Regions from separate parts of the Mus musculus genome. Here region 1 is linked to region 2. Evidence: chromatin loops called from intact Hi-C (ENCODE). Cell type or tissue: heart. All regions are shown on one strand. Each heading gives the region's core, and the rest is flanking DNA. Links, peaks and the distances in the headings are about the cores only.

What was found. Peaks named below come from ENCODE experiments on the same cell type or tissue, not always from the same donor. Only the 100,000 strongest peaks of a DNase experiment are listed, where the experiment ranks them.
Region 1: a loop joins it to region 2, with 7 times the contacts of the local background. A loop is called at or near these places in 9 of 42 quality-filtered maps.

What each region holds. Positions count from the first base shown.
Region 1 is chr3:32,750,872-32,767,174 of GRCm38, forward strand. Ndufb5 (NADH:ubiquinone oxidoreductase subunit B5) reads left to right here. Exons shown (of 6, transcript NM_025316.2): 6 at 158-688. The coding sequence ends at 278. Among named protein-coding and RNA genes, the nearest start is that of Ndufb5, 22 kb to the left of the region's middle. In heart, for the core only: no CTCF peak of the experiment used is centred there; no DNase peak of the experiment used is centred there.
Region 2 is chr3:32,810,194-32,826,496 of GRCm38, forward strand. Usp13 (ubiquitin specific peptidase 13 (isopeptidase T-3)) reads left to right here and starts at 7,433. Exons shown (of 21, transcript NM_001013024.2): 1 at 7,433-7,679. The coding sequence starts at 7,518. In heart, for the core only: a CTCF peak has its summit at 7,725; DNase peaks (open chromatin) are centred at 7,388, 8,538 and 12,568; H3K4me3 peaks cover 4,131 bases; H3K27ac peaks cover 4,322 bases.

The sequences.
Region 1 (16,303 bases), core at 2,973-10,972, 61 kb before region 2:
CAACTTAGACCCCTGAGCAGTGCGGCTATGGAGTGGTGAAGGCCTCTGTCCTATGGTGGTTCTGCTTTGTTATTTTGAAGAAGCTCTGCTGACTGCTGTAGTGGCTGCATCTGCTCACGTGTCCGTATCCTCACAGTTACTATTCCCTTTGTTACAGGTTAAAGGAGCAGGAAGTTCGAAGGCTGATGCGTGCCCGAGGTGATGGACCCTGGTATCAATTTCCAACCCCTGAAAAGGAGTTCATTGATCATTCTCCAAAGGCAACTCCTGACAACTGATGATTCATTTGTCTGTCCAAGAACAGTGTGTCCCTCTAGTGGGAAGAAATGAATAAATACTCTGTATTTTTGCTCTGATGTACACAAGATTCTGTGGCTGGTTCTTCATGAGGTTCAGGTGATGTGTTCTCTGTGGGCCTTTCAGCTTCATCTGTTGGGATTTACAGGGTAGTAATGAAACCTGGAGGTCTGGGAAGTTGTGAATTCCTAAAGTGACACTGTTGATAAGCTGCTGATGCCGTTGTCTGGCAGGTGGAAGGTGCAGCGGTCCTGTGAATATTCAGGAACTGTAGTCATCTGTCATTGCAGATGGGGCTTATTTGGGACTACTTGGAATTTTAAGTTCAAAAGAAATACTGAACCAACCATATAAAATTATCAGGACCAGAATAAATAAAGCCTTAGAGTTTACCTGTAGCATCTTGCTTTACTTTTGGGGTACGTGCCATTCGTTTTTAGTGTACAGACACAAACTCTTGAGACACAGTAACTGAGCTCCCGTAGAGCTCTGTTCTGGAAACACTGAAGGTGCCTCCTTCCTAAGCCTGGCCGCATCCTTCTGGCTGCGTCCTTCTGGCTGCGTCCTTCCTGGTGCTGGTGTTGAACCCGGGCCTTCAGTAGGCTAAGTACACACTCACCTCAGAGCCACAGCTGCACTCTCTAGCTGTGTTTCACTTTTAGATCCTTCTAGAATGCTGACGGAGGGCTGAGGATTTGGAAAAGCGGCAGAGTGCTGGCACACATGAAGCCCCGGGCTTGGTCTCCAGTACTGCGTGACGTGTGAGTTAAAGCTACCTCATGCCTGTCATTTGTCAAGCTCTTACTGTCTGCTGAACATGGCTCCAAAAACATGGGCTCTTTCACAACCTTTCCAACAGCGCCATTTCCTGTCAAGTTCTTTCTCTCCTTTCAGGTGAGGATTAGAGACTTCAGATGTGTTCAATGTTCACAGAAACAGTTTTCATTTCCAGTGTCTGTTATCTTTCAACTCAGGCCAGCCTTTCTTTGCATCTGCTCTTCATTCTTCATGACAGTGTAATGAACTCAGATTGTGTGGTTTCCAGCTGGTGGTTTTCTGTGGGGCATGTGGACCATGCTGTGAGAGGAATGGGCATGAGACTGCCAGGGTACAGCAAGTCCAAACCCTGGAAATCTCAGAACTTGAGTCTGACAGGAATAAAACTAGCTCCTTCCCTGTTTCTGTGCCTGCCTTGGAGTGTGTAACCTTGAAACCCCCAACCAGGTGCCACAAGTAGTCAGTCGCATAGCATAGCACCTGTTATTCCTCCTCAGACAAATAGAGCATCACCAGCGCCTTAGTATCGGCCAATAGGATCCCCCCAAATCCCAAGGTTCATAGCCCTGTCCACATGGAATAAAGCACACAAGCTATTTCACCAAGGGTCTTTTGAGACTGGCTATTTTTACTGAGCTGTAACATTTGGGGGAGGGCTGTCTCCCCCTGATGTACTCGTTGGACTTTTGGTCCCATCTGCCTGGCAGAGGCTCGACATCTCCATCACTGGCATCTTCGCCACAGCAGCTGCTGGGCCCAGGACCTGGGGATCCTCCCCACGGGCTGCTGGAACCCCTTTACTCTTTACTCCTTTTCTAAGAGCTGTAACACTTCTAGCATCCTGCCCAGTCTGGAGTTCTGTGGACCCCCATTCCGCTTTACCCCCTCTCAACTTGGCGACTCTGCTGCCCTAGAAAGAAGAGGTTGACCGCAGACCCCACCCATTCCAGACTTCACCTTTCTGACCGGTGTATCAGCAGCATCTAGACACTGCGAGAGGAGAAGCAGAGCCTGGAACCAGTTTTCTACATAATTGTCCTTGGCCCAATAGGAAGGTGTCTGCTGCTGCCTAAAGGAACAAAAGAAATAAAAGGCCACAGGGCCACTTGTCAGGCTGCCTGCTCCCGACCTCCACCAAAGTCTTCTGGAGTGGTGGAAGCTCCTTGTTTTCCCAGAAAGGGATGGCCACACCCCACTACCCCAAAGATTTGTCCTGAGGCTTTCCTATGCAGTCCCACAATTCTGCCTACAGATTGAGAGAAGGACATAAGGTCTCTGGGCCCTGCTTATGCAAACCATTTTGTAGGAGAACTAGGAAAGAGGGAACAGGCCATGAACATGTTGGATCTGTAGATATCATTCACTTTTGTGCATTGTGCTCTCTCTTTTTTTCTCTCATTCTGACCATAGTTTCCCTTCCCTCTGCTGCCCTCAGCTCACCACCACCCAGCTCAGTTGTAGGTTTCCCTTTGCCATTCTACTAATCTGAGGGATATATCATTCCTTATGTCCTACTAATATACAGAAAGCTTGGCACAGAAAGAAAAATCCTGTTAGAAATAGTTGTTAAGTCTAATGTGTAACAGATAGGAACTAACCATATCTTTACAACCATGCTTACACACACACACACACACACACACACACACACACACACACACATACACACATTATCCTCACTTAATAGGCTTTGGAAAGTTGAATAAGTCATATTAAGTTACATCTGATGAAAGGTATGTCTTTTGGAGTGGAGTTAAGTTATTCTTTTTGGGTTTGGGGATGGGGTGGGGAAGTGGGAAGTACTGGAGACCAAACCCATATGTGCCAGCACTCTGCTGCTTTTCCAAATCCTCAGCCCTCTGTCAGCATTCTAGAAGGATCTAAAAGTAAAACACAGCTGTGGCTCTGAGGTGAGTGTATACTTAGCCTACTGAAGGCCCCGGGTTCAAACATCAGCACCAGGAAGGACACAGCCAGGCTTAGGAAGGAGGCACCTTGTTTGCACTTGGGACATGCCTGTTTTGAAGGGCTCTCTCCTTTGGATGTACAAACGTTGCACAGCGAGGTAGGTCTTGTTATTTCATAACTAAACACTGGCATGTATCTGTAGTGGGCTGGATGGAGTGTCTGTAATCCCAGTACTGACTGAGAGGCAGAGCCAAGAGGATCCTGGTGGCACACAGGCCAGCTAGTCTAGCTTCTAGTCAGTGATCAAGTTCCAGGTTCAGTGATAGACTTTGAAAAACTAGTATATAGTAAGGCCTTACATCCAATTGTCAGCTCTGCAAAAATAGAAAATTTGTGATAGATTAGACAGACAGACAGACAGATAGACAGAGAGAGATCAAACTCAGGCTTACTTATGAGCACTCCCGGGTTTGTGGTAGAAGAAAACAAACTGCAAATTGACTTATGACCTCCATATGTATGCTGTGACTTGTACCTACACACACACACACACACACACACAGAGAGAGAGAGAGAGAGAGAGAGAGAGAGAGAGAGAGAGAGAGGGAGAGAGAGAGAGAGAGAATTAGAGGGAATAAGAGAGAGAGACTTTAAAATTAGACATATGTCAAGAACAGCACACAGTCTATTTTTAGTTCATTAATAATTGTCATGCAGGTTCCTTCTCAGGACACAAAACAGCATAATAAACAGTTCCCAGGAACTGACATGGCGCACTTAAATAGACAACTCTCTGACAAAGCCAGACTCCAGTGACATTTCATCAGCAAGGTGGAAGAATGTTTTCGTGCCTCTTGGCTGGCTTGCCAAACACGTTACCAGGGCTCAGGTCTGGACTGGCTGTGTTTGGGTTCTCCACCTCTTATCCAAAGGGTTGATTTAAGGGCACACACAGGGTTTCTAAATCAGCAAGGTGGCAGATGAAGTCAGATACACTGTTGAGACTGAAGCCTGCTAGATCATTCATTGTGGTTATTTTTTATGGTGCTCAGAGACAGAGGACTTGAATGACTCAGGTATAGTTTGGTTGGTTCTTTATTTTGATTGACAGACTTGGACATATACTGAACATGATCAATGTTCATGTTCCTTCCCCTGATGCATCCGATTTTAGTCTTATGCATATCAAATTATGCATAAGCATAAATGGGGGGATTCTCCCTAAAAGCTCAATTAGAGGACAATGTGCCTATTGTAAAGCACCCAAGACCAGTTCAATCTAGATCAACCCTCCTATCCTCTTAGATGAATGTATTGGGAATACACTCGAATAGACACTGTTTGGTGGTTGCTAAAGGAAGGTGAAACTTACCCATTGTTTATCATACTCATATTAAGTAGGTATGTGCAGCTTGATACAGATGGGGGTTCTGGGTTTCTAACAGGTGGCTAGGTGCATTGTTCAGAGAAGAGTGGATATACATGAGTGAGGGTCTTAGGTTTCCAAATGCATTGTTAGAAGAGGGCCCATAAGATATCAAACCAAGGGGCTGGAGAGATGGCTCAGAGATTAGGAGCACTGACTGCTCTTCCAGAGGTCCTGAGTTCAATTCCCAGCAACCATAGTGGCTCACACCATTTGTAATGGGATTCGATGCCCTCTTAAAAAAAAACAAAAAACAAAAAACAAAAAAAAAACCAACAACCAAGTAGAGTCCTAGGTTGCTCTGCTATTCCCTATGCTTGCCTGCTTCACTGAGCTGAACACCCTCTTCCTCTCTTTTACTTTCCTTTTGCCATAAGGGGAACAACTGCTTCCAGCAGATAACTCCGTGATTATACTGTTTTGCCACAGGGCCAAAAGCAACAGGACATGGGACTCTGTGCTCACAGACATGGACCAATGGGCATGCTTTCTAGCCTTTGCACAGTCTGTGTGGCAGGAGACTTTTCAATATTGGGCCCTCCTCCAGACCCTTCTTGAAACTTTGTTTTTCTCAGAATATAAAACTATCTTTATGAAAGGTGTCATATATACTTTAAAAAGAGTTTCAGTCTAGTTATATCTGATCTGCGTTTAGTTTAATTTGCACCTTAAAGCGATTTAGGTATGCTTTGTTATGAATTCGGGATTGAGATAATCATCCCAAGAATAGTTCAGATCATGCTGAGCTTGAAGAGGCCTACAGTAAACCACTCAGGCTCCTGAAGTTTAAAGTAACACTGTCTGCTGAGCCATGTCTTGCCTCCTACAGCTTTTCACTCTGCTGTGAAGGCCGCAGAGACCCCCCACAACTAATCAATCGTGAAATCTCTTATCATGAGTGAAAGTAAATCTGTCTTTTAAAATTGATTATCTCAGGTACTTTGTTACCATAATGGAAGACTAGCTAACAGTGACTAAGATCAACTTGCATTCAAAGCAACATAGTACTTACATAAAGGGAGAGAAGCTAAACAAATGAACAGTAATGCAAGACCCTTTCAGCTTCTACAAAAGCTGTGAAACAAGAGAGGCTGATCATTGATTGAGGCCAGCCTGCTCTACAGAGTGAGTTGCAGAACAACCAGGGCTACACAGAGAAACTCCATCTCAAAAAAGGGGAGGGAGCGGGGGGGGGGGGGGGACGGGGGGGGGGACGGGGGGGGGGAACTGATCAAAAGTGATGAAGATATTTTGAACTGGCAAATTTAATAATGGGGTTATCTATGAGAAAAAGGTAATTAAGGTCATGACTGTCGCTCATAAAGGAAGCTCATATACTGTGCAGCCAGTTAACTAACCTTTGTTCATGATGCCACCCTAAATGTCTCACAAGACCAAGTCTTGCCCCCACCAATGCTCTTCTTACCCCTCAGCTTACCTCAAAAGAGAACCAAGAAGAAAGAAGAACCACCAGGGCTGGCCCCTGGCACCATGTTATACTTGTAATTAAAAATAAAGCCTTAACAGAAGTGGATGCGCACAGTCAGCTATAGGATGGAACACAGGGCCCCCAATGGAAGAGCTAGAGAAAGCACCCAAGGAGCTGAAGGGGTCTGCAACCCTATAGGTGGAACAACAATATGAACTAATCAGTACTCCCAGAGCTTGTGTCTCTAGCTGCATATGTAGCAGAAGATGGCCTAGTCGACCATTTTGGGAAGAGAGGCCCCTTGGTATTGCAAACTTTATATGCCCCAGTACAGGGGAATGCCAGGGCCAAGAAGTGGGAGGGTAGGGGAGCAGGGCGGGGGGAGGGTATAGGGAACTTTTTGGGATAGCATTTGAAATGTAAATGAAGAAAATATCTAATAAAAAATGTTAAAAAATAAAGCTTTAATTTCAAAAAGGGGGACAGGTAGGTCTGGTTATTAAAATAATGGGTGACTTCGACTTCTTATTCTCTTCATAGATAGAGCATACATACAGAAGCATTAACAAAGGGGCTAGCAAGAAGCCTTGGTGTGCAAAAGCACTGAGAAGCCGAATGCATGAGTTCAGTCGCCATGCCCAACATGGTGGGAGAGAATTGGCTTCCCAAGTGGTCCTCTCACCTTCACATATGAGCCATGACATGTGAGCCTTCGTATGCACATACAGTCACACACAAACACACACATGTATATACACACATATACACACAAACAGACACACATGCATATGCACAGTTTTTCAAGAGAATTCTTGAAGACAGAGTTTTCAACACTATTAAATATCAAAAGACACTGACAGACACTTGTAGAATATTCCATCCAACACTTGGAAATGCGTATTCTTCTCAAAAGCCTATGGAACTTTCCCTTAAATAGAATATGTGTGTGTGAGTGTGTGTGTGTGTGTGTGTGTGTGTGCATTAACAAATAAAAACTGAAATAATTTCTTGTATCTTATCAGGTAATAATGAAATAAATTAGAAATATGGAGATTGAACAGTATACTTTTTGTTGTTTTCAGACAGGACCTTACTATGTCCCCCCTAGAATCCACTCTGTAGACCAGGCTGGTCTTGATCTCACAGAGATCTGCCCACTTCTGTCTCCCAAGAGTGGTGCTCCACTGTTCCTGGCAACAATACACTTTTCAATGATCAAAATGTGCCATTGAAGAAGTTAGGGAGTATGATGGTTTAAATATGTCTAGCCCAGGGAGTGGCACTATTTGGAGGTGTGGCCTTGTTGGAATAGGTGTGCCACTGTGGACTTGGCTTTAAAACCCTCATCCTAGCTGCCAGGAAGTCTGCCTTCTCCTAGGGGCCTTCAGATGAATATGCAGAACTCTCAGCTCCTCCTGCACCATGTCTGCCTGGACACTGCCATGCTACCACTTGGATGATAATGGACTGAACCTCTGAACCTGTAAGCCAACCCCAATTAAATGTTGTCTTTTATAAGACTTGCCTTGGTCATGGTATCTGTTCACAGCAATAAAACCCTAAACTAAGGCAAAAATATAACTACCAAAACAAGAAGGAATATTAAAAACTGTAAGGGAAATAGAACTAGTCACATATAAAAACAGGCCCATTAGAGCAATGTCTGACTTTTCAAGGGAGACTCTGTGTAGTACAACAAATTTAAGCTTATCCCTGTCTGACTTACAAATAACTGAGACTCAGACTATGGTTATTTTATTTGGCTTTGATAATTAACCCTTAATCTACTTTTCTAACTGCTGGCCTGACTACCTTCCCAGCAGCATTTCCCAAATACTTGCTCTTCCTCCTGGCTATGTGCTCATGGCACCTCTCCTCTCAGGGTGCCTTCTCTTCTCCCTATGGTCTCTCTCTGCCTCACTCCTCCACTCCCAACCAGGTAACTCAAAAGCCATCTACCTCTAGTCCCTCCAGTAATTGGCTGTAGCCAATTTTACATAACCAACAATTTTAAAATAAGGATCAAAGTTTGCATAACAAAAGCTTGTAAACATGAGAATTCACTCATTGGCCCAGGCTTTAAGTATAGAATTTAGCATTACAATACAATAGAGCAGACCTCAACCCTGTAAAATACAAAAGGGCCAGGAGTGGTGTTCTATAAGCTTTGAAACACTGCAGTTGCCAACCCAGACTACTATATCCAACAAAATCATCATTTACAATGGACCTGTACAGAACATGTCACATAAACACTAAAGAATATACTTTCTTCTCAGCAACTCATGGGACTTTTTGTGAATTTGACCACATATTAGGACACAAAGCAAATCTTAACAGATTTAAGGAAATTGGAATAACACCCTGCATCCTATTTGACCACCATGTACAGAACATGTCACACAAACACTAAAAAATATACTTTCTTCTCAGCAACTCATGGGGCTTTCTGTGAATTTGACCACATATTAGGACACAAAGCAAATCTTAACAGATTTAAGGAAATTGGAATAACACCCTGCATCCTATTTGACCACCATGGATTGAAGTGGGATATAAACAACAGAAAGCATACAAAATCGTGGAAACTGAGGAACTCACTACTGAACGAATTGGGTCACGAGGGAATTAACAACTTTTTAGAACTGAATGGAAACAAAAGCATACCACGCCCAAACCCTCAGGACACAATGAAAGCAGCACTGGGAGGCAAGTCATTACGATTACATACTGACCTTAAAAAAAAAAAGCCAGGTGGGGTGATGGTGCAGGTATGCCTTTAATTACAGTGCTTAGGAGACAGAGAGGCAGCTGGATCTCTGTGTGTTCCAGCCTAGTCTATATAGATAGTTCTAGGACAGCTAAGCTCTGTCTTGAAACAAAATAAAACACCTCCAAACCCCAAAATCCTAAACCAACAACAACAACTACAAAACAAACAAACCCAAACCAGCACCAGCACCACCCAAACCTGAAGAAACTTAACAACACACGTGAAAGGCCTAGGAAACCAAGAAGAAATAATGGCCGAAAAGAATAGGTGAGAAATAATAATCAAACTTGGGGCTGAAATTAATGAAAGAAATAGAAACAAAAAACAATACAAAGAATTAATGCATCGGAGAATTGATTCTTTGAGAAAGTAAAAAAAAAAAAATTGGCAAAGCTTTAGCCAAGTTTACCAAAGGATAGAGAGAAGATCCAGATTAATAAAATTACAGATGAAAGGGGAGACATTACAAAAGAATACCAAGAAAACTCAGAGAGGTATATGGATATACCTAAAAATAATCTGTATTCCACTAAATTGGAAAGCCTGAAAGAAATGGATGAATTTCTTTACATATACAACTTACCAAAATTAAGTGGGGATGAAATCAACACTATAAACAGACCTGTAATCTCCTATTGAAACAAAAGCATTAATTAAAAAGTTCCCAATCAAAAGAAAAGACAAGACCCAGGGCCCATGGATTCAGTATAGAATTCTTCCAGACCTTCAAAGAAGAATTAATACCAATACTCCTTAAATTATCCCACAAAATAGAAAGTGAAAAAATATTGCCTAAATCTTTTTATGAAGCCACAATTACTCTGTAAACCATACAGAGACCCAACAAAGAAAGAAAATTACAGATCAGTTTACCTTATGGACATAGATGCAAAAATTCTCAATAAACTGCAAACCTAATCAAAGAAAGATTATTCACCATGATCAAGTGGGCTTCATCTTAGAGATGCAGGGATGGTTCAACATATGAATATCAATAGATGAAATGAATCACACAAGCAGCCTGAACGGCAAAAACGCAGGATTATATCATTAGATTCAGAAAGGATGTTGATACAATGCAACATCCATTCTTGATAAAAAGTCCTGGAGGGATTAGGGATACAAGGGACATACTTTACCATAATAACGACAATTTTCAGCACGCCCATAGACAACATCAACCGGAATAGCAAGAAAAACAAGTATTTCCACTAAAATCAGGACTAAGATAAGAATGTCTGTTTTCTCTATACCTATTTACTATACTTTTTGAAGACTTAGCCAGAGCAATAAGACAACTGGAGGAGATTATGGGGATACAAATAGGAAAGGAAGAAAGTGTTTTTATTTACAAATGATCTGATTTTATGCATGAAAGAACCTAAGAATTCCAGTAGGAAACATCTATTGCTGATAAACACTTTCAATAAAGTAGCAGCCTACAGTAAAATAAACACACAAAAATCAGCTTTCTTATGTACAAGTGGCAAACAGATTGAGAAAGAAATCATGGAAACAGCACCTTTCACAATAGCTTCAAACAATGAAAAGGTCTTGGGGTAGCTCTAAGCAAATGAAAGAGTCATACAATAAAAACTTTAAGACAGTGAAGACATAAAAATTGGAGAAGATATATATATAAAAATCTATCACACTCATGGATCAACATAGGAGTTATACTGTGAAAAAAATTCAATTCTACCACAAGCAAGCTTCAGATTAGATGCAGTCCCCACCAAGAATTCTAACACAATTCTTCAGACAAATTGAAAAAGATAATTTTCAGCTTCATATGAAAACAGAGAAAAGCCTAGGAAAGCTAGAACAATACTGAACAATAAAAGAACTGCTAGAGGTATCACCATCCCCAGTCTCAAGTTGTATCACAGAGATAAAGTAATAGAAATGGCATGGTATTGGGACACAGTGATTAAAGGATTGAATTGAAGAGTCAGGTAAAAGTCCACACACCTACCGACATCTGATTTTAACAGAACAGTATACATAGGAGAAAGACAGTATCTTCAACAAACTGGATAGCTGCATGGAGAAGAATGCAAACAGATCCTTGCACAAAACTCAACTCCAGCTAGATCAAAGGCCTCAACAAAGGACCAAAATGGCTGAACCTGATAGAAGAGAAAGCAGGGGATAGACTTGAACTCATTGGCACAGGAAAGGACTTTCTGGATGGAACAGTTAGCACAGGTGCTAATGTAAAGCCCAGCCAAATTTGTGTTTAGGAAGCTCCAGGGGCTAAACTCCAGTTCCAGGAGGAACACCACAAAGTCAACATGAGCAAACATCCTATGGCAGCATCTCCCCACCCGCAACCCCTTAGCAGCAGCCAGTCAGGCTACAACAGCAGGGTCAAGATACATCTAGATAACCTAAGACATCCTGCAGAACATAGATAACCTAGCCAGCCTGTTTGTCAGGTGGTTTTGCCCCCATGTTTGATTCCTGCAGATTATGCCAGAAATGTAGTTTTTAAAATATTTACTTGCTGGCTCATATGGAAATTCCCCAAGCTGGCTATAACCACAATAAGTACCCTGTACCCCAAGACTCAAGGCTGTCACTTCAAGCTCGGAATAAAAGCCCTTAAGTGTTTGCATGGGAATTGGCTCCTTGGTGGTCTTTGGGGTCCCTGCGACTTGGACATAACACTAACACCAACAATTAATAAAGAGGACCTTATGAAGTTAAGAAAGTTCTACACAGCAAAGAACACCATCAATAAAGCAAAGAAGCAGCCTACAAAGTGGAAAAAAAGTTTGCCAATTATAAATCTGCTAAAGGGTTAGTATCTAAATATATCTATATATCTATATCTATATATACCCCAAAGCCCACTACTATTACTTTGCTACAGGAACATAGCCATAAAATGACTCTTAATGACATATTGCTATATCCATAGACTAATGAATTACTCAACCCTCATCAGAGATGCACCATATTTTAATGGATGGTAATTAACACAGAGACCCACAAGTGGACAATGTGCAGAGTAAAAGACTGAAACACCCAGTCCTAGTAGGAGGCCTTTATCAAATCTTTCCCTTCAAGGCTCAGTAATCTTTGTGGAAGAGGAGGCAGCAAGATTGTAAGAGTCAGGGGTGGTGGATGACTCCAAGGAAACAGCGTCTTCCAGACACAACTGGACTGATACATGTATGCACTCACAGAGGTACATGTATGAACTTACAGAGACCGAGACAGCATGCATAAGACCCACACAGGCTCAAACCAGATAGTCCCAGCCCTGAGAAGGGAAAAAGAGCATGAAGCCCCAGCCCTGACTATCACCGGACTGTCTTGGATCTGCCAGTTCCTGAATAATGACCCAGAGAGTTACTATTATTTATAAAAGCTTGGGCACTATAGCTGAGCACCTCCCAGCTAGCTCTAACCTGGCTAATTCTAGTTCACATCCTTCCATGTGGCCCGTTACCTTTCATTCCTTCTGGGTACCTGTTCTCTATACCACCATGTCACCTGGTAAATTCCTGCCTCTGATTCTTCTCCAGAGACCCTCTCTGCCCGGAAATCTCACCTTTCCTCTTCTGTCTCAGCTATTGTCAGTCAGATTGTTATTAAACCAACCAGATGGTGAGAGCGGTGCGCGTTTACAAAACACCGAGGCAGGTGATGATCCATAAATACAACAATACCCAAGGCCAGTCAGTACTCAACCTTCTGCAGTGCAGAAATCAACGTTTGAATGAAAGACAACCTTTACATAGTGCACAAAAAGATTACCCCAACACCTGACCTAGAAGCTGTTTGCAATCCTTGCCTGCTGGGAAAGGGAAGATCGGTTTTCACCAATGAAATGTATATTAAGCACACTCGAAGGCAGGCCTCACACCCAGGAGTTCTTGGCAAACACAAAACAGATTCCCTGTTTATTCCTGGGCCTTTTGTTTCATGTTTGGCTCGTTTTTGTCGTCTTACTGTTTTTGTTTGTTTCTGTTTTTTTGCAAAGAGAGTGAGAGCAAGAAGTTGGACTGGGTAGGGAGGTGGTAAAAATCTTGGAGGAGTTAGGGGAGGGGAAAGAATATAATAAAACACATTGTGTGAAAACAATTAATTTTAATTTTTTAAGATTCATTTATTATTATATCTAAGTACACTGTAGCTGTCTTCAGACGCACCAGAAGAAGGCATCAGATTTCATTACAGATGGTTGTGAGCCACCATGTGGTTGCTGGGATTTGAATTCAGGACCTTCAGAAGAGCAGTCAGTGCTCTTACCAGCTGAGCCATCTCTCTAGCCCCCTAATTTTAATTTTTTACATGCATTACATCCCAACCACAATTTCCCCTCCCTCTGCAAATCCCAGTTCTTTCATACCTCTCCTCCTCTCACCTCCATTTCCCTTATTTTTTTTTAAAGGCCTCCCAGGGATATTAACTGAATAAACCATAGCATAATAATAAGATAAGGTACAAACCCTCATATCAAGGCTGGAAAAGGCTACTTTTTGCTCACAGGCGATTCTGCTAGGCTCTTCCCAGGGACCTGGCAACAGCTTGTGTCATTATCTGCTGCCATTGCTGACTGCCACCAAGTGTGAGCCGGGTGCAGCAGAGTGTAAAAGGACTGCTCTTTACCCTAGCCCCACCTCTCCCTAGCCCCACCTCTCCCTAGCCCCACCTCTCTCCTAAGAAAGTGTTGTAGGGCCTACGAAGGTGTTTTAAGGTTGGCAGACGCAGCACATGAAAGGTTAAACGGTGATAAGAAAATGATTTAAGATCTATAAAAGGAGCAAAAGTGCTTCAGATTTCCTCCCCTCGAAGTGCTAACGTTACTTTAGGACTCCGAAAGTTCAGGGCTCTAACATCGATGAATGGAGTTCTTATGAATTAGTAGTCTAACACTGGCAAAACATTCCACTATACAATCAACTATCATAGCCACAAGTTCAAGATTTTAAGTTTCCTTTGGTTGTCATTTAAGTATAGACGTAAAGATGTTTCTCATTATGCTCAATTTATGTATAGCCAGTCTTCTGAACAGAGGCTAGAAGTCCCTCTTGACCCTTCTGCTTCACAGAAGGGGTTTTTGTCTTCCCTAAGCTCACCTTAAAGACTGTTCATGCTTTTAACAAATTTATCTCTTATTGTAAATATAAGAAGATTCTTATAAACCTCGGGAAACCTACTCAGACCCATTTCATGGGTGAAACAGACTATCTGGATAGGCACTCCTGTCAACCAATAGCCTAAGTTTGCCACTAGTAGCCTATTTCAGAGGGTGGGATTGTCGCATACGCTTTTGACCAGCAAGAACGACAGGACCACCAGTTCTTCTAACAGCAGTTTACTCAGCAAGCTTCAGTCTTCATCTCTCTCGCTTCATCTTTTTCTCCCCCCGAACCCTGGGCCTCTCACTCTTATATACTCTCAGCCCCCCTCCACTCACGGCAGGCAACATCACCTCACCAGGCACGCAGCTTCAGCCAATCAGGGCGGCAGGGGCGCGTCTCCACCAAATTTGGACTTGTTTACACCACCAGCATCATGGTGCTCTTGCACAGCTCTCACGATGGTCGTGGCGTATTTTCAGGTGTATGAGGAAGTCAGGTGCAAGTCATAAGACTTAGCTGCAGTCCCGGGTGCCATCTTGGGACTGCTGCCACACCCGCTCCTCACAGAGGATTCCTATCCATTCCCTGGTTTTGGGACTCCCCTCCCCCAACTACTAAGACCATGGGCCTAAAGTTTTCAAATGTACACCTAACAAGTCCAGGTGTTTAATCACAATCTGCATCCAGGATAGCTACGTACTCCAGCCTAGCCTCACAGACTGCTCCAACTGGGCCTGTAGTTGCCTAGCCACAGATGGTTCCACAAATCCTGGACAGCAGTGAAACAGCCAGCTCTCCCATGACCTGACCAGTTTCCCAATTCTCTTAGGGTCCCCAAAGAAAGAATGTCACCACAAATTCAGCAGGAAGGAGTTTAAATAACCCCAACCTGCTCCATCACTACCCCTTCCTAGTTCCTCATTTTTAATTGAGAAAATAAGGAGGAATATTGGGTTATAGGTAGTTCTACCAGGCTCCTCCCAGGGACCTAGCAATAGCTTGCATCAATACCTGCCACCATCGCCTGGTACGAGCCAGGCATGGCAGCAATAGTAACATACAAAAGGACTGCTCACTACCCCAGCCCCATCCTCTCTCCATCCCTCTCTCTCTCATACTCTCGGTTTCCATGTGTTCTCAGCTAGCCTCTCTTCTCTTTCTGTTCTCTGTCCTCCCCACTTCTCTGCCCTCATCTGTCTGCCTCTACCCTTCTCCAGCTCCTCACTCCCCTCTTCCTTCAAATAAATTTTTATACCAGGTCATGTATGGTGCGATTTCTCAGGGGGACACCTTGGCAAGGGCTCCCCAGGTACACCCTTACCCCCACCTACCTCTGCATTATATTTCATAACAGCTACCCAGTAGAAGTAAAAGGGTCCAAAGTTCAGGCAGAAAAGTCAAAGACAGCCCCCATTCCCACTGTTCGGAGTCCTACAAGAACACAGAGCCACACAACCACAACATACATAGAGAGGACTTGCTCGTATCCATATAGGCTCTGTGATTGTCACTTCAGACTCTGGGAACCCCATGAGCCCTGCTTAGTTAACTCTGTGGATCACATTCTCATGGTGTCTTCTACCCTATTGACTGTAAGAATTCTTCCTTACACTCTTCTGTAGGGATCCCCTGGTTTTGCTTGTTCTTTGGCTGTGGGTCTCTGAATCTGCTCTTATCACTTTCTGAACAATGCCTCTCTGATGATAATTGGGCTAGGCACCAATCTAAGAGCATAGCAGGATATCATTAGGAATCATTTCACTGCCTTTATTTATTTATCTATTTAGCCAATTGTATTTGGCTCTATCCTGGGTCTCTGAGCTAACCAGCCTCTGGTTCTTGGTCATCCACACAGAGTTAGGTGTGGGTTCTCTTTTGTGGTATGGGTCTGAAGTTGGACCAGCCATTAATTGGCCACTCCCACAAGTTCTTCCCACCCTCATCCCAGCACATCCTGCGGGCAGGGCATATTGTAGGTCCAAGGTTCTGTGGCTGGGTTGATGTCCAAGTCCCATTGCTAGGAATTTTGCCTGGTTAGAGAAAATGGCTGGTTCCAACTTCATGTTCCCCATTATCAGGAGACTTTGTTAGGGTCTCTCACATAGATTCCAGGGAGTTTCTACTACACTAGGTTTCTACATCACCTTCATGTGTACTCTCAATTTCAGTCATCTCTCTCAGTATTGCTCTCTCCACTAGACCCACCCCCACCACCTGAACCCTCCTGTTCCCATCCCTTACCACCCCAGTCCACTTGCAAAGTCTATTCCGTTTCCCTTTCCCAGGGAGATCCATGTATCCCACCTTGAGCCCTCCTTGTTACTTAGCCTCTCTGGGTCTGTGGATTGTAGCATGATCATCCTTTACTCTACACCTAATGTCTACTTATCAGTGAGAACATACATGTTTGTCTTTTGAGTCTGGGTTACCTCACTCAGGATGATTTTTCTATGTCTTCCATTTTCCTGTAGATGTTAGGATATCATTGTTTTTAACAGCTGAGTAACATTCAGTTGTGTAAATGCACCACATTTTCTTTATCCACTCTTAAGAGAAATCTGTTTCTGGCTATTATGAAGAAAGCAGCTATGAACATA
Region 2 (16,303 bases), core at 4,701-12,700:
GCCTGACTCTTCTTGGGGAGATGCTACATGCACATCATTCCAGATAGCCAGCCCACCATAGACCAAAGTACAAAAACCATCCAAGTCCAACTTGGTGATCAATGAGGTTATTGGCATTACTTACAATCGTAAGGGTGAGGGGACACTTACGGGAGCAGAAATGAGTCAAAGAGAGTTGCACCATGAAAGCCCACACCAGAATGGATGACAGTTCACAAAGCTGGGACACTGGCACTCACTGCACATGTGGCTTAGGCAGTTTAACAGGTTGGAGAACATCCCTTCCAAGTAATTTACATGTTCTTTTTTCCCTTTTATTGAAAATAGATTATTTTTTTTTCATATAATATCTCCTATCCCAGTTCCCCTCCACCTCCTCATCCCTCCAGATCCCTTTCTGTTTCTCATTAGAAAAGAACACGGTTCTGAGAGATGACAACCAAACATGACACAATGAAATATAATAAGATAAAGCAAAACCCATCACATCGAGACTGGACAAGGCATCCCAGCCGAATGAAAAGAGCCCAAGAGCAGGCACAGCAATCAGAGACCCACTGGTTCACACATTCAGGAGTCCCATAAAGATACCAAGGTAAAAGCTGCATTATATATACATGCAAAGGACCTAGGACAGACCCATGTAGGCCCTGTGCTTGCTGCTTCAGTCTCTGTGAGCTCATATGAGCCTTGCTTAGTTGATTCAGAGGGCCTTGTTCTCCTGGTGTCCTCCATCTCCTTTGGGTATTATATTATTTTTTGCTTCCTCTTACATAGATTTTCCTGAGCTCTGAGGGGAGGAATTTGGTAGCAATATCCTATTTAGATTCTTTCTCTCCCTGTAATGTCTGTCTGTGGGTCTCTGCATCTGTTCCCATCCTCTGTAGGAGGAGGCCTCTCTGATGATGGCTGGATATGGCACTGATCTCTGAGTATAGCAGAATATCATTAGGAGACACAGATGTTCTAAACCTCTTCCAGGCAGCTTGGTTCTTCTTTGCTTCTTCCCAGCAGCTGGTCTTGTCTCAAAGTCTTCTTTGTAGTTTGACTTGTATGGGGGTTGTGGGAAAAACTCTGTTAATTAAGGTTGAAGTCCACCATGACTGGGTAGCCTCTTGGCTCGATGCAAGATGGAAGACTCCCTTCGTTAGCTGGGCTTCTCCTTCTCTGACCTTGTCTGGGGAATTCTAAGCTTCCACTTGTGCTTCTACCTGAGGAATGTCACATAGTCTCAATTAGATTACAGGATCAATTTCCTTCTTCCAGATAACCTATTCATCTAGCAACTAAAATTCCTGAAATGCTTCCCCCCATGCTAATGAGGCACTTCAGGTACCTAAGCTCCCAGCTAATAACATTTGCCTAGCCTGGATGTTCTTCCAAAAGTTGACCTGCCTCCTGATCACTGGTCCCAATGTGGTTACTCACTGTATGTACTCACAGGCCTTCCAACCCCCAATTCCATCGCTGTCTTTGCTTCCACTGCCCTTGTAGACCCTATAGGCCTATGATCCATGAGAGCAGGGAGACCCACAGGAGTGACTTTCAGCATTACTTACTGTACTCTTGGAAGGGAGTGAATCTGATCAATTTCAGGGACTTCCTGAAATTATTTTGAATTGTTCACCTTCTGGCTTAAGAAACTTCCCCTAAGGCTTAAGTGTTTCCATCTCAGAGGACACAGCTGCAGAACACATGGGAATAAGCGAGTCAACAGCATTCTTCTATGGACTCTGCTTCAGTTCTTGCCTTGGCTTCCATTGATGATGGACTGTCATTTTGTTGTTGTTGTTGTTGTTGCTTTTGTTTTTTCTAACCCACTGAGTCTGTTTAGTGTTGCCTGCTGGAACATTGATTGATCTTGCTGGATTGGTCTTACACATGTCTTGTCCAGGTAACGACACTTGCAGTGTGTTCATGAGCGCAATGGCTATGTCATTCCCACAAGGCAGTCCTCCACAGCACTCCTCTCTGCCACCCAGCTCTTCTCTTCTTTCTGTTTCCTCTTGCTTGCTGTTGTTGATAGGGTCAAGCACACAGTGGTCACTTACTCTGTCCAAGTTGACCAGTTATAAGCTTGCATTAACTGCTGCTTACTGCAGAAAGAGGCTTCTTTTGGCAAGGTTGAGGGCTGTACTACTGATACAAATATTTAGAAGGTAGTTTGACAACATGTCCATTTATCAAAACAACATTAGTAGGGTCCCTGTTGGGCCTATGACTTCTGGAATGCATGTGCTTTTGACTATATTTACAGTATCAGCTATGAACTCTCTCCTGTGGAGCAGGCCTCAAGTTTGATTGCAAAGTGAATGCTTTCCCCCACAATATTCAGGCCACATTTGTACCAGTGACCATGTCTTGCCTATTAGGTTGTCATGGTGACATTCACTATTCACTGATGGCCAAGATCATTGAAGTCTTTTCCACTTTAGGGGCCTGTATAGCACCTTCTAGCACTATGAACGCTAGCTAGTGGGGAGGACTCTTCCAGGTCACTTTCAGCTGGATTTTTCTACGTTCTGAAGCCAAGGGTGTTGTATCATTGCAATAAAGTACAATGATCTAGTTATGGTGGACAATCAACAGCAATCATAGCTAGCTCTTTTTTTTCCCTATACTAAAGCCGGGGCTTTGAACTCAGGTCTTAATATCTGTATTTGAAGGTTCTTACCCACTGCGTTATCTCCTCAGCTCTTGCTTGGGTAATCTATGTATATATGTTTGTAGAATAGCCTCAAGAAGAAAACACTATAATTTTCTTTTATCGGTATAAATTGTTTTGCAGTTAATCAACAGCACTTATCATGGAAGTTTCTCATAGAACTGAAGATCTTATGGTCCACTCTCCCCAGGTCTCACAATAAGTGGCTCTTTGAGATCCCTCACATTACAGGCAAGCCTTTGAGGTCAAGAGCTATTCCATTAATTGACATTATTATGATATCTTTTTACTCTGTAGATTTCCTCTCTTGGCATTAGTCATTATAACTAATATTCGTATCACACTTGATATAACCTCTGTCAGTTCTTGAAATAACATTTGTGCAGCAAAGTATTTTATTAAAAAATGAACAAAGCTGACTGCAGAGAGCATTTGTTACAATGTCACTAAGGTGAATCAATCACTTGTCAGGTACTTATGAATGTCCCAAATAAAACCATTCTGTGCAGTCAACATTGTCCAAATACAGAGCTCACAGATTTAGACATGCAGCCTAGGCTAACCTGAGCAACAGCACAAGACACAGCATAATGGAGTTTCTGATGGCAGGCAACAAGGCTTGTGATTTTTGTAGTCATTTATTGTTGTATGCTCAGGATCAAATACAGAGCTCCGCATATACTAAGCAAGTATCCTCCACCACCGAGATTTATTATTTTAAATTATATGCATGTTCATGCATGCTCACACACTTGCGTGTGTGCACGATGCCCATAGAGGTCAGAAGTGCTGAACCCCTCTGGAGCTAGAGTTACAGGTAGTTGTTTACCTGGGGTGGATGCTGGGAAATGATCTTGGGTCTCCCAACAAGAACAGTATACTCTCTTCACTGCTGAGCCTGCTATAATTTATAACAATGGATCTCTGAGGGTTGTTGGTGCTGTTAGAAAGGACTTCATGAAACAAGTATGTTTTGAAACGACTGAGATGATAGATATGAGGTGGGAGAGTTTTGAAGCAAGGCTGGAACCCATTCATCTCTCCTTAGGGAATGGTCCCGTGTTGTCTTCAAAAGTACTGTGGTGAGGTGGAGTCTGAAGGACAGAGGAGGGCCCTAGAGTGCTGCCTGCTTATCTGGGCTCTGCAAGAAAATGAGAGAAACGTGGCAGAAGCAGAATGGCCTGATGTGGCCAAAGTCAGTCTGAAATGTGGAGACATTGGGTCTGTTAGAAGTTAAGTGTCTATTCGTCATCACTCCTTCAATCTGCACATTAAGATCTATGTGCAGAAACTGGCCTAAAAATAGAGTCCTGTATGAGTTCATATCTAGAATTTGAAAAACTAAGTTTAAAGTTTGCAGTAATTGAGCCAGAGTTTCCTCTAATGTCTTTCTTTCCTTCCTTCCTTCCTTCCTTCCTTCCTTCCTTCCTTCCTTCCTTCCTTCCTTCCTTCCTTCCTTCCTTCCTCCCTCCCTCCCTCCCTCCCTCCCTCCCTCCCTCCCTTCCTTCCTTTGAATATGCTCAGTGTGTTGCACAGGCTGGTCATGAGTTCCTGGACCCAGACAACCTCGCCACTCAGATTCCCAAGTAGATGGGACAATCTGCATGTATCACTGTGTCCAACCTTGAAATGTCTTGATAAAGACATTTTCTTAATTCAGTGAAGTTTCTTTTACTCAGATTTTTGTTTTGATAATGTTTATATTGTGCAACACATGCAACCTTGTTGGAGACACATTGAAAACAAATCTTATGACCAGCTCCCAAACAGAACCATTTAAATTTTATGTTTTTCTAGTTACATCACAAATGCATGTTTATTTATTTGACTTTCAATGGTATTGCATAAGCATTGCATGTTAACCGAGATGTTATAAAAATATTGAGGCAAAATTCATAATAATTATCTTCAGATTTGCATCTTTGAGTAGATAGATATACATAGTTTGATTATCTCTCTACATTCAGTTGATGTCCACTTCTCCCTGTTGTGATAAGAGATGTCATCTGGCATGTCACTGGCATTCTGCTATGCAGATAGGTTTTCCATGTATCTGTATCGACACATGATATTTATGTATATGTAAATGTATGTGTGTTTATATCTTTGCACTCTTGGTGCACACCCATTAGCTCTCTGGAAGGCCATAGGTGGGACCTGAAGTCATTGCAGACCCCAGACTAGTTGTCCTTGCTTCAGTAAGCCTCTTTGACTCTGGTGTGTTCTACAAATATCTCTTCCGGTCATTTGTTTTGTTTTGAGATGGATTCTCTTTGGAGCTCAGAGTGGCTTGGAATTCACTGTGTAGCTAATGCTGGCCTTGAATTTATGGTATCTTCAACCTCTAACTGCTGGGATTCCAGGTGTGCAATACTACTGGTTCACAGTCCATCACTTTAGTCTGTGTTGTTCTATGAGAAGGGTTGGTATGCAATGCAGTAACCTAGCAATAGCCTTCAACTTCTGTACTGACTATTGAACCTGAGATGTTTTTATAACGGAATTAGTTAATTCTTGTTATGTGTGTGTGTGTTGCTACTTTGTGTATGTAGCAGTCAGAAGACAACTTTACAGAGTTGATTCTGTTTCTACCTTTATGTGGGTTCGGGGCACTGAACTTGGGTCATTAGGCTTAAGCAGCATGCACCTTTACCGCTGAGCAATCAATCTCACTGTACCCAATAAATAGATTGAAATAGGGTATCGGGCTCAAGGCTATAATCTCAGCTACTGGGAACACCGAGGCAGGTGCGTGGCAAGTTCAAGGCCAGTCTGGACAACACAGTTTTAAAAGGTGTGGGGACATAGCTCAGAGGCAGAGTATTTGAATTATTGTTTCCCCAATAGTAGCAAGCTCTCGGTTTCAATCAGACAAGCAAAGGGAAACAAAACTATTGGAACCACATAGAAAAGTAAAGGATGGTAAGGAGTCCCCTTGACTTCATGCTTTCTGTTTCTCTCAACAATCTTGACAATTATATAGCTTGCACATTTTCTAAGAGACATATGGGGGCCAAAAGGCATGCACACAAGTGTGTATAGGACCCTCTCAAGGACTGGAAGGAAGGCCCACCAGGACACAGTAGCTGGCCAACCTCACGCACATTCCTGGCTTTCACGCACAGAATTACTTTCTGTTTCCATCTAGTAATGTGGCTGATGACAGTGCAGAGTGACCTCATTGCTTTTAGAGGTGCTCTACAGTAACTGCTTCCCAGTGAGGGATCTTTTCTTAGCTCCCAGTGTCCTGTTATATACCATGCTCCAACAAGTAGCCTACCAAGATGGAATTTAAATGTGGTGTAAGTATCACCCAGGATACCCCTTGGAAAACAATATATACATATAAAATTAAGATCAGTGTTACTAAATTTCCTTCCAGAATGCACAGGCCTGAAATCCAGCAGTGGGGAACCAAATGGGGGTGATGGGTTGGACTGGGGCAGGGGGATCACCAGGAGTCAACATCAACTTGGGATTCAAAGTGACAAAAATAAAAGTAAACACCCTTTCAGAGATGTGCAGTTTTTGTTCCCACCAACAATGTGTTTGAGGGTGTTTCTCAAGCCTGGACTAATTTGATAGATCTTTTATCAGCTGCCAGATGAGAAACAAATCTCACCGATTTGACTTTTTGTTTAATTCGAGATTGGATATTAAGCTTTCAACATTTTAAATCAACTTTCTTTCTGTAGCCAGTTTGTGAACAGGCAGAGATCCTACTAGATAGGGAGGAAGCCAAGTGTAATGTGTGTAATTCTTTGCTCTGAAGCAATGTGAGGCAGAGACATTTAGTGACATCACCAGCGACTTTCAGGATAGTCTTATCTGGAGAGACTTACAGAATGCTTTGGATCTGCACCTTCTCGCTGTCACGAAGAGCTATGCCCTGGTAGTAGGATACACATAGTTAGGGAACCTCAGTGGAATAGCCGATGTAGGATGGGTGGGTATTTACTTATTTATTTTAAAGACAGCATCTCATGTAGCTAAGCCAAGGCTAATTTTGAGCTCCTGTACCTGTTTCCACCTCCTCATTCCATGGGTTATTTATTTATTTACTTTTTTTTTTTTAAGAAGATGATAGACATGAGAGTATACGTCACGAACACGCTCTATTTGCATATTATTAAGCCCCCCCCCCCATTATTTTATTTTGAAGAATCCACAAGCAAGGGCAGAACATGAATCCTCAAATCAGGCTACCGAATGTTCGAGAAGGGCCTTGAGTCATAGGACGGCATTGTAAAGATGGAGAAAAATAGACATCCTTATCTGGTTGTGTGGGGGAGGGGGTAGAATTCCTACAGTCTACCCTTGCAACATATAGGGAAACATACCTCTTCCTTCTCCAGGCCTCGATGGAGTCTAGTATCTTTTACAGAGCTTTGCATGTTTAAAAAAAGTGAGAAGTAAGAATCTAAGAGAAGGCGACTCCTGAGTCCCACCCACCCCTTTCCGATCTATGGGGAGGTCGCGCTGTGCACCGCTTTTTTGTGCGGGCTTCCCAGGACCTGATCCTGGGCAGTTGGGGATTACATCCCCGAGGGGCCATGGCGGGTCGGGAGGCGTGCGTGGGGACCCGGGGCCTCCCTGGTTCCCACTCCTGCGTCCCCGCCCTCGCGGCATCCCCCTCCCCGGCGCTGCGGCTGGCGCGCGCCCCGCCTGACGCTGCAGCTGGGCCGGCGACTCGCCATTGGATTAAAAATAGCAGCTCCCGCCCGCCGGCCGGCCGGGGCAGAGGCCGAGCCTCCCGAGCCTAAACTGATCCTCAGCCCGCGCGACCGCCGCGTCCAGGTCCTGTTCTCCCGCTGCGCCGCGCTCCTCCCCAGGCCCGCTGCGCTCCGCGGTCATGCAGCGCCGGGGCGCCCTGTTCAGCGTGCCGGGCGGCGGCGGGAAGATGGCTGCAGGGGACCTGGGCGAGCTGCTGGTGCCTCATATGCCCACGATCCGCGTGCCCAGGTCGGGGGACCGCGTCTACAAGAACGAGTGCGCCTTCTCCTACGACTCCCCGGTAAGGAAGATCCACGGCGCAGTTGCGCAGCCAGCCTGGGAAACGGGGTGGCGCACAGGGCAGGGGACCCGATGAGCTGCGGGCCCGGGACTTTTTCCTCCTCCTGCTGCCTCTCCTCCAGCTTTGGCTCCCTGGCACCAAGTGAGCGCCTCCAGGCTGCTGCGGACGAAGACTGGGTTCCCTGGGCCCTTCGCTCCGCTAGCCTGTGGCTAGGATGCCAGGGCCCCAGTCGTCAGTATTCTGCCCAAAGCCCCAGTATCGAGAAAGGCAAGCAAGAGTTAGTCCAGGGTTCTGAGCTGTTCTCGCGGGCGACAGAGGGTGGGGACGTGGTAGGTGAGAGTCCCCTAGCCCGCGGCACGCTCAGTCTCTCTCTCTCTCTCTCTCTCTCTCTCTCTCTCTCTCTCTCTCTCTCTCTCTCTCCTTTCTCTCCCTCTCCTAGAAGCCTTTTTTTTTTTTTTTTTTTTTTTTTTTTGCCCAGGGTTTCCCACTGCGGGACAATGCTGATGGACTCTGAGCTCGCCTCTCTCTCCATTTCCCATCCCATTCCTTTCTGGCTATTGTCAGGTCCGGTGGTCCCATTAGGGCAGCAGAAATAAGGGGTCTGCCGCTGGCTTATTATGGCTCCCTAAAGCCTTACTCAAATCTTTCCCTTCTAAGTGAGTCACTGGGCTGACGTGCGCTATGTGAATTATTAAAAGTTCACTCCTGATTCGTGACCCCGCAGGAGGAGGGGAAGTTAAGAGACATCCTGGCCTTCCACCAGGGAGGCTGGGGGAGGTTTCCAACCCGGTGGGTTGTGAGGTTGTGGAAGCTTGCGAGGCAGAGGCAGGGTGAAATGCCCCCTACAGTAGTCAAAATGGGCTTCAAAGTGACTCAGCTGTCTGGCGGCTATCTGCCTTTTTGAGGACCAGGTTATTTTTATCCTTCCACTTTGGATCTCATATGTCACCCAGCAGATCTTGGGGCATCGTGAGGTGCATGGGTTGGAGGGAGAGACAGGTTTCACAGAGGTTGTACAACATATATAGTTATTAGGGGCTTCGACCCTAAAAGAGAGGCAAAACCTCAGAAGTTTCTTTTCTTTTGTTTCTTTTTCCTTTTCTTGTCTGGGGTTGGTTGGCTTGGGATGGTTAGTGAAGCTTGTTTTGTTTGGTATTTCATTGTGGTTCTGGCGTTATCCTCTTCTCTGGGATTGTTTAGTTTTTCTCTTATGCTATTCCGGTTGATCTGGGGATCAAACCTAACTAATTTGTTAATTATTTATTTTTCATATCTTTAAAAAAGACCCGGGTAGAGTGGAATGAAAGATTACATTTAACAGTTGGCACGCTTTGAACACATTACTCCCGGTGACTGTCAGCACGCCATTGCATCCCATCCCCTACAACACTCTTGGAAAGACCGTTTTCAGGTTGTGTGGACCCTGTTGGGTAGGCTACATGAACCCCCTCCCCCAGGGTGGGGCATGGCTAGTGTCTTAAGCTGTGGACAGACTACAGACACTGGAAGGTGGCTTAACTCCTCAGGACACATGTACTGGCTAGTTTTGTGTCAACTTGACACAGGCTGGAGTTATCATAAGAAAAGGAGCTCCAGTTGAGGAAATGCCTCCATGAGTTCAACTGTAAGGCATTTTCTCAATTAGTGATCAAGGGGGAGAGGCCCCTCGTGGGTGGAACCATCTCTGGGCTGGTAGTCTTGGATTCTATAAGAGAGCAAGATAAGCAAGCAGGGGAAGCAAGCCAGTAAGGAACATCCCTCCATGTCCTCTGCATCAGCTCCTGCTTTCTGACCTGCTTGAGTTCCAGTCCTGACTTCCTTTGGTGATGAACAGCAGTATGGAAGTGTAAGCCGAATAAACCCTTTCCTCCCCAACTTGCTTCTTGGTCATGATGTTTGTGCAGGAATAGAAACCCTGACTAAGACAACACATAAAATGGCTTTCTCTATGGTGAACTGGTTGCTTCTCAAGCTTTGCTGGTAGACTGGTACTGGAGAGCAGGGGTGAGGACAAGTCGCTTGTTGAAACCGGTTTCCACAGATAGGCTCTGGGTCTCCATGTGCCAGTCAGTGCTCTAGAGGCTTCTTGTCCATGTACGTGATGAGTTCATGCGTGTTGCCATGTTCCTTGGGGGAGACTGGTTCTGCTTACAGGCTATGAATCATCCTATTTCATTATCTGTATTTCCGGGAAGATGACGAGGGTTTATAACCGATCATTTAAAGCATGGTGCCTGATAATGAGAAGTTTTTTCTTGGGGGACTTCAGCAGTTCACTGAGGATCCAGTGTTTTTTTTTTTTTTTTTTTTTTTTTTTTTTTTTTTGAGCACCTAACTTAGTGCCAGCTCACACATGTGAGAAACACAGTTGGATGGTGTCAAACAGAGCAAAGACTTTTGTTCATATGTGTTGTGGGGCTTTGTGGGGAAGGTCAAAAACAGTTACATTGGGGTGGGGGTGAGGGTAGACATCCTCCTTTCCGATTGTTTTGAAAAGGCTCATAGCTAAAGGTGATAGAAGATATTAGAATGGGTGGATATTCTAAGGGAGAGGAGTTATATGGTCCAATACGCAAAGCACAAATATCTCCTTCTTGTGTGCCTATAATGTATTGCAAAACAAAAAGGCCGATTTGGCAGAGTGTGGTAGTTTTCTAGCTGCTAACATAAAATCCCTACAGGAACAGCCACCAAGAGACAAAATTTAAGTTGGCACGTACAGTGCAGTCCATGTTAGAGGGGAGGGAATGGTGGAACAGTTAGTAGTGTGCGGCCACTTAAGGAAGCAGAAGGCTCAGGTCAACATGAGAAGCAGATATAGCCCCCAGTGACCCATTTCTGCTAGGCAGACTACACCAAAGGTTCTGTTACCCCACCTTTTAACAGTACTACCACCTGGGGCACAGCACAGGGTGGGGTGGGCAACAGGGATGGACTCAAATCATAGCAGCAAATAAGATGCAACTTCAGAACCAAGAAAGGAGTAGAAAGAGGATCTTGAATTCCGAAAAAGTACTTGAATATATAAATATATATATAAATCAATTATACATATATATGTACACACACATATATGCAATTTTTTTGTCTTGCTGGTGTCAGATGTCCCCATACACTTGAGCAGAGACCCCCCACAGTAGTAGGAGCTGGGATTTAACATGTTAACCTCATACCCTAACATTGAACCTGATCTTGGTGTAGGTCCTTATACATGTTAGACAAGTACTCTGCCAGTAAGCTATATCCCCATATATCTTTTTATGTCCTCTATATCTTTTTATAATTTAAAATAGGCTCTCACTGAGTTGCCAAGACAACTTACTTGAAATTATTCTGAACTCTGGACTGACCTTGAACTTGAGATATTTGTACCTTAGTCTCCTAAATAGCTGGATCACAGGTCTATGCCATCAGCCCAGGCTTAGCAATCTATTTTATTTTTAAATGAAATTATTTAATTGATTAACATGTGTGTGTGTGTGTGTGTGTGTGTGTGTGTGAGAGAGAGAGAGAGGGAGAGAGAGAGAGAGAGCGCTGGACCCACATGAGTCATGGCTTATTGTTGAGCTAAGAAGACAACTTGCAAACAGAAAAGGAATCTTTCCTCCTTGTCCATGGTGACACTTGACCACGAGTAAGAAATAATAATCCCTCCTGTCCAGTTGTCCCCTCGGCAGTTTGAATCCAGTGTTGGAAAGTAGCTATTGCAAAGCAAGGTTGGAGGAAGGCAGTCCACGCCTTTGTATTGTGGAGGCTCCAGGCCGTAGGCAAGTTCGAGCTCTGCAGGCTGTAGTAAGCTGGACAGGGTTAGACTCATCTCAGTACTTCCCAGGTCCTTCCTCTCCTCAAGTGTCTAGGACAGAACAGATGATAAAGGCAAGTTTGTTCCCCTGCCCTTTTGGTTTTGCCCAGGTCTAGCCTCCGGCCTCAGTGTGTTCAGTTCAATTCTCCTTGTCTTGGTTCATCTCATGAAGTCTGTAATGTTCTTCCTAGTGGAGCTGGAGGTCAGATACTGTGTTAAAAGTTTCGTGAGGTGCAGGTTGTGGGGATTGTGTTGAGTCCCACATCTACTTTGTGCCTTCACATACCCAACATGGCTCTCTCTGAGGTGGAGTTGCTCCTTCATGCTGTGTACTGTGTACTTTGTAGTCTAGTGAGGCCAGTTTGTGCTTCTCACTGTGCAGCAGTCATCTTCTTGTCTAATACTGCTTTCCCCTGGTGAGCGTTTATCAAGGATCCTTCTCATCTACTTCTGATTCCATCCTGTCCCCGAGGGCCTACGCTTATAGTCTATGGTGTATCCAGGCACCTGAACTTAGGTACCATTCCTTCCACACTGGCTTTCTTCCTGTTTATTTTATCCCTTTAATTCTTGCTTTTGAAGCATTTACTAGGTGTGAAGTCTTGGACTACACAGGGGCTTCTCTGTTCAGGGCACACTGCTCTCCTCCGACTGCAGAATGAGCTGCTTGTCTAGCCCTTGTTGTCTTAGCCATTGTTTGTTGCTGTTGTTGTTATGACAAACTCCATGACTAAAGCCCCTGTTGTGGTTTGTGGTTGAGGGCGCAGTCCTCTGAGGTGGTGGGACTAGTCATGGTGGCAGAAACTGGAGGAAGCTCATCCCCTTACATCCACAGGCAGGAAACTGGGAAGTGAACGCTGGTGTTTAGTTGCTTTTCTCCCTTTTTTAGTCTAAAATCCAGTGCCCTGGATAGTGTCTCCCCACCGCACTGAACCCAACCGAGACCCCCACCCTCTGCGGAGCCTTGGAGAGGTTTGTCTCCCAGGTGATTCTGGGTCCTGTCAAGTTGACAGTGAATGTTAACGGTCACCCTGGCCTTATCTTGGATCACTGCAAAGAGCAGGCTTTGGAAAAGGCAGCTTGTGTTGGCAGGCTGTCTCAGGGAAGGCAAAGGGATAGCAACAAGAAGGGAGGAAAGCCCTGGCTTAAGCCAACTGCAGCTGGTAACAAGCCTATGGGAGGGGAAGCTGTGGAATGCACCTCCAGTCTTCCACAGGAGGTGCAGAAGAGGGGGAGGGTATTTATCTTCAGACTCCCCCCCCCTTCCCCCTGCTGTGCGAGTGTTGATCCAGGACACACCCTCACTTACCAGCTCAGCATTTGTTCTGGAAGTCTTCTTCAACCCCCTAGGCTTCCAGGAGCAACAGCAGCTGAGAGGAGCCATTCACCAGCTCACATCTCCTTCCAGTAGCAGGACTTCTGTGGAGAAGGAACTTCTCCTCCATTTCCCAAGGTTCTTAGATGGTGACGTCATGCTGATGATTCTCTGTCTCCCCAGGAGTCTTTGTAAGATTCTATCGGAGAAGGGCTTGGTAGTCAGGCCTGACTTAGCTAACCAGGGGAGGCCTGTGAGCCCATCTACTTGTGGGAAAGCTTTGTTAGGGGTTTGGTGAATCTCCCTGAGCTTGTCCACCAAGTGTCACCATTGCCTGGAATGGTTAGAAATGAGAGTTTTGGGAGTTTTTGCTTCCCAAGCCAGATCTTCTGAAACAGACATGGCATGGGAGATGAGTTGTTTCATGTTTTAAAAGCTGGGGAGATGGCACAGTCAGGGCAGCAGTGCCTCCGTGCAATGTGCGAACCTGAGTTTGTGTAGAAGGCTGGGCATGGTGGCATGTGCCTGTCATTCCAGTGCTGGGGAGACAGGAGGATTCCTGGGGCTTGCTGGCCAGCCAGTCTAGCTAAATTGTCCAGCTCCAGGCTTAGGGAGAGATCTTGTCTCAAAAGATAAGGCGTGGAATGATTAAGGAAGACAGCTAACCTTTGACCTCCCCTTGGTCTTTCAGAAGCTCCTTAACCAATGACCTTGTTCTCCCTCCAGTCTGCACACGCTCCTCTGGAACCATTCTCGATGCCCAGAACTGCACAGGGCTGCTGGTCAGATGACTCTGCCTCGTCGCCTCAGTTTACCTGGCTGACCCATCTTTCTTGTGTTAGCTCTCAGGTGCCCTCCAGAGTTAGGAGTTCCATACCTCACCTCTGCCTGTGTTTTGGCTGTTTCAGCCAGAATACCTTCTCTGTCACCTCTCCCCTGGGTGACCCAGACATGCTTCAAAGCTGGCCCGGTGTTAACTGTGAGGACCCCTCTCCCCAACCTGGGCTAGGCTCTCCCTTTCTTTTTTTCCCCCTGTTTTTATGCCATTTCTTTTTCTTTTTTCTTTTGGTCACTAGGTAGAATACAGATTGTCCAAACCATGGAATATGTAAGGCCAGAATAGAGAATCAAAGGGAAATAACAGAAAACTAAAAGTTACACCATTTACAATAAGTCTGTGTTACTAATCCTGACTCTTTTTCTCTGATTGCTTATTCTTAAGACCCTGAACATAGGCTTTGGAATGAAAAGCATGACTAAATTACCAATGTGGTACTCTAATTTTGCTATACTATTGTTCACGTCCTAAGTTTGACCCTTAAGCTGCCAGGGAATAGTTAGTGTCTTGGGTGTTTTGTGTACTGTGATTCTAGATGCCTCTGGGGCTTTGTAGAATTGACCCCATGGCATTGCCCGGGGAGAGGACCAGAGGCCAGGCCTCTCCCGGTGCCACCAGGACTGTGCTGTCATTCATGTTCAGTACTGTGTGATTGGTCGCAGACCCCCTTATCTGTAGGCACAGTGCCTGAATAAGAACTGGAACTGTAATAATGACATGGATGTGATAGATCTGTGCATGCCCAGTACTGGCCTGCGGCAATGCCTAGGATGCAGGGTAGTGCGTGATTCCAGTGAAGGGAATCAAAACCTTTAGCTTCAGTGAGTAGAGTACTTGCCCAGTATGTACACAGCTTTGGTCTATTTCAAGAAATGCACAAAACTGGGTGCAAGTGCAAGCTTGCAGTTCCAGCACTAGAGAGATGTAGGCAAGAGGAACAGGAGTTCAAAATCATCCTCTTGCTTATATCCTGATACACAGTGAGTTCAAGGCCAGCCGGGACCACATGAAACCCTTACCCCACCTCCATTTTGTTTTGAGTCACTTCTCATTTAGACCCCACCATTCAGCCTGCAGTGGGGTAGGTGACCGTGGGGGAGGTGTGTCCGTGGAGGAGACAGAGGTCCAAGGGCAGGAGGAAAGTAACAGATCTCCATTCTACTTTAATGTGTCCATTATGGGCCCACCCAGCATTGGGGACTTTAAGGGACTTCTTCAGGCTTGTTCAGAGTCTGGGGTGTAACAGCGATGCAATGTAAGCTATGATGTGTTATGCAATTAGAGCTCCCCCTCCCCCAGAGCACTTACAGGCTATTTGATATGGCACTTAAAATGTACACTCGAAGATTTCAGGCCTGAGAACAAGCAGTGTGTCTGGCTTTGGCTCCGGGAGGTCCCACATGTGTAGCTTTGTTGGAGGAGGGTGTGAAGGTGTGGAGGTCTTTCATGTGTTTGAGATAGTAAATTCTCTTCTGGAAGAGCCGGTCAGCAGGGAGACTGGGTAGCAGTCTGATCCTTACTCTGAGTCTGATGACCTTGATGAGATTTGAACTGGTGGAGAGCTGGCAGTAGTGACAAGTGCCTGTGACCTTAGCACGAGGGAGGTGAAGCTAGGAGGACCAAGAGTTCAAGGTCAGCCTTTGCTAGGTAGGCAAGTTCAAGGATAGCCTGGGCTACATGAGACCCTGTCTTAGAACAAGACTAGGTTAGATGGGCTGGCCACTTAGCAGTGAGGGGAGAGGCTGGAGACAAGGTGGCTGCTCTTCTAGAAGTGAAATGTAGACTAGGCCTGGAGTCGGGGGTAGTTGGACACCCAGAGTTAAAGATCGAAATAGAAAGTTGCTTTTGTACTGGAGGACATCCCTTTATTAGGACAATAGCCGTGAGAATGGAGCTTGAGGAAGCAGGTAATGACCCAGTGGAGTCCCACAGCACATGGATGGAGGAGGATCCCTGGCCAGGGTCTGGGTAATGGAGTGTGTCAAAGGTGACCATGAAGAAGATGAGATGGGATATACAAGTGGGCTTTGAGTTTGTACAGCCTGGGAAGTTAGGAAGCAGGGACTTCAGAGGTCAGGGGATGTGGTAGTGCCTAGTTTGAGTACTTTAGACTTGTGAGGGACTGGCAACCACCTCTGTGCTCCTTGAATCATGTCACTTGTTTCTTGGAGGAAACAGTGCCCATTGTATCCTTGTCCCCTTTTCTCTGACTGGCTCAAGCTCAGAGAACCTTAGGCAGGAGCCTGGGCTAGTGCTTTCTCTAGAAGTTAGACATGTGAATAGGCTATGGTGTACCCAGCTGTTCTGGGCAGAATACATGTGACTTAAAATCATCCTGGAGTAGATTCGCCATGTATATAATTAGCTAGGAAGTAGAAATGCCGTAAAGGACACTTGTAATTGGCTGCAATTATGCAGACTCTCTCTTAGTAACACCAAGTGTCCTCCCCGCACTGGCTAATGCTTTGGGTGTGACTGGAGGAGGCATGGCCACCTGGCCATAGATGTCTATTCTCAGCAGTTCTTAGAAACAGGGTTGTTGGTCTGCTGAGGGGATCAGAACATTGATTGGCCAGGAAGAAAGAGAACAGAAGAACAAGATGTGAGGATGAGGGGGGACAAGGGGGACAAGAAGCTCATGTGCATGGCCACTTGGGGTTCACTGAATT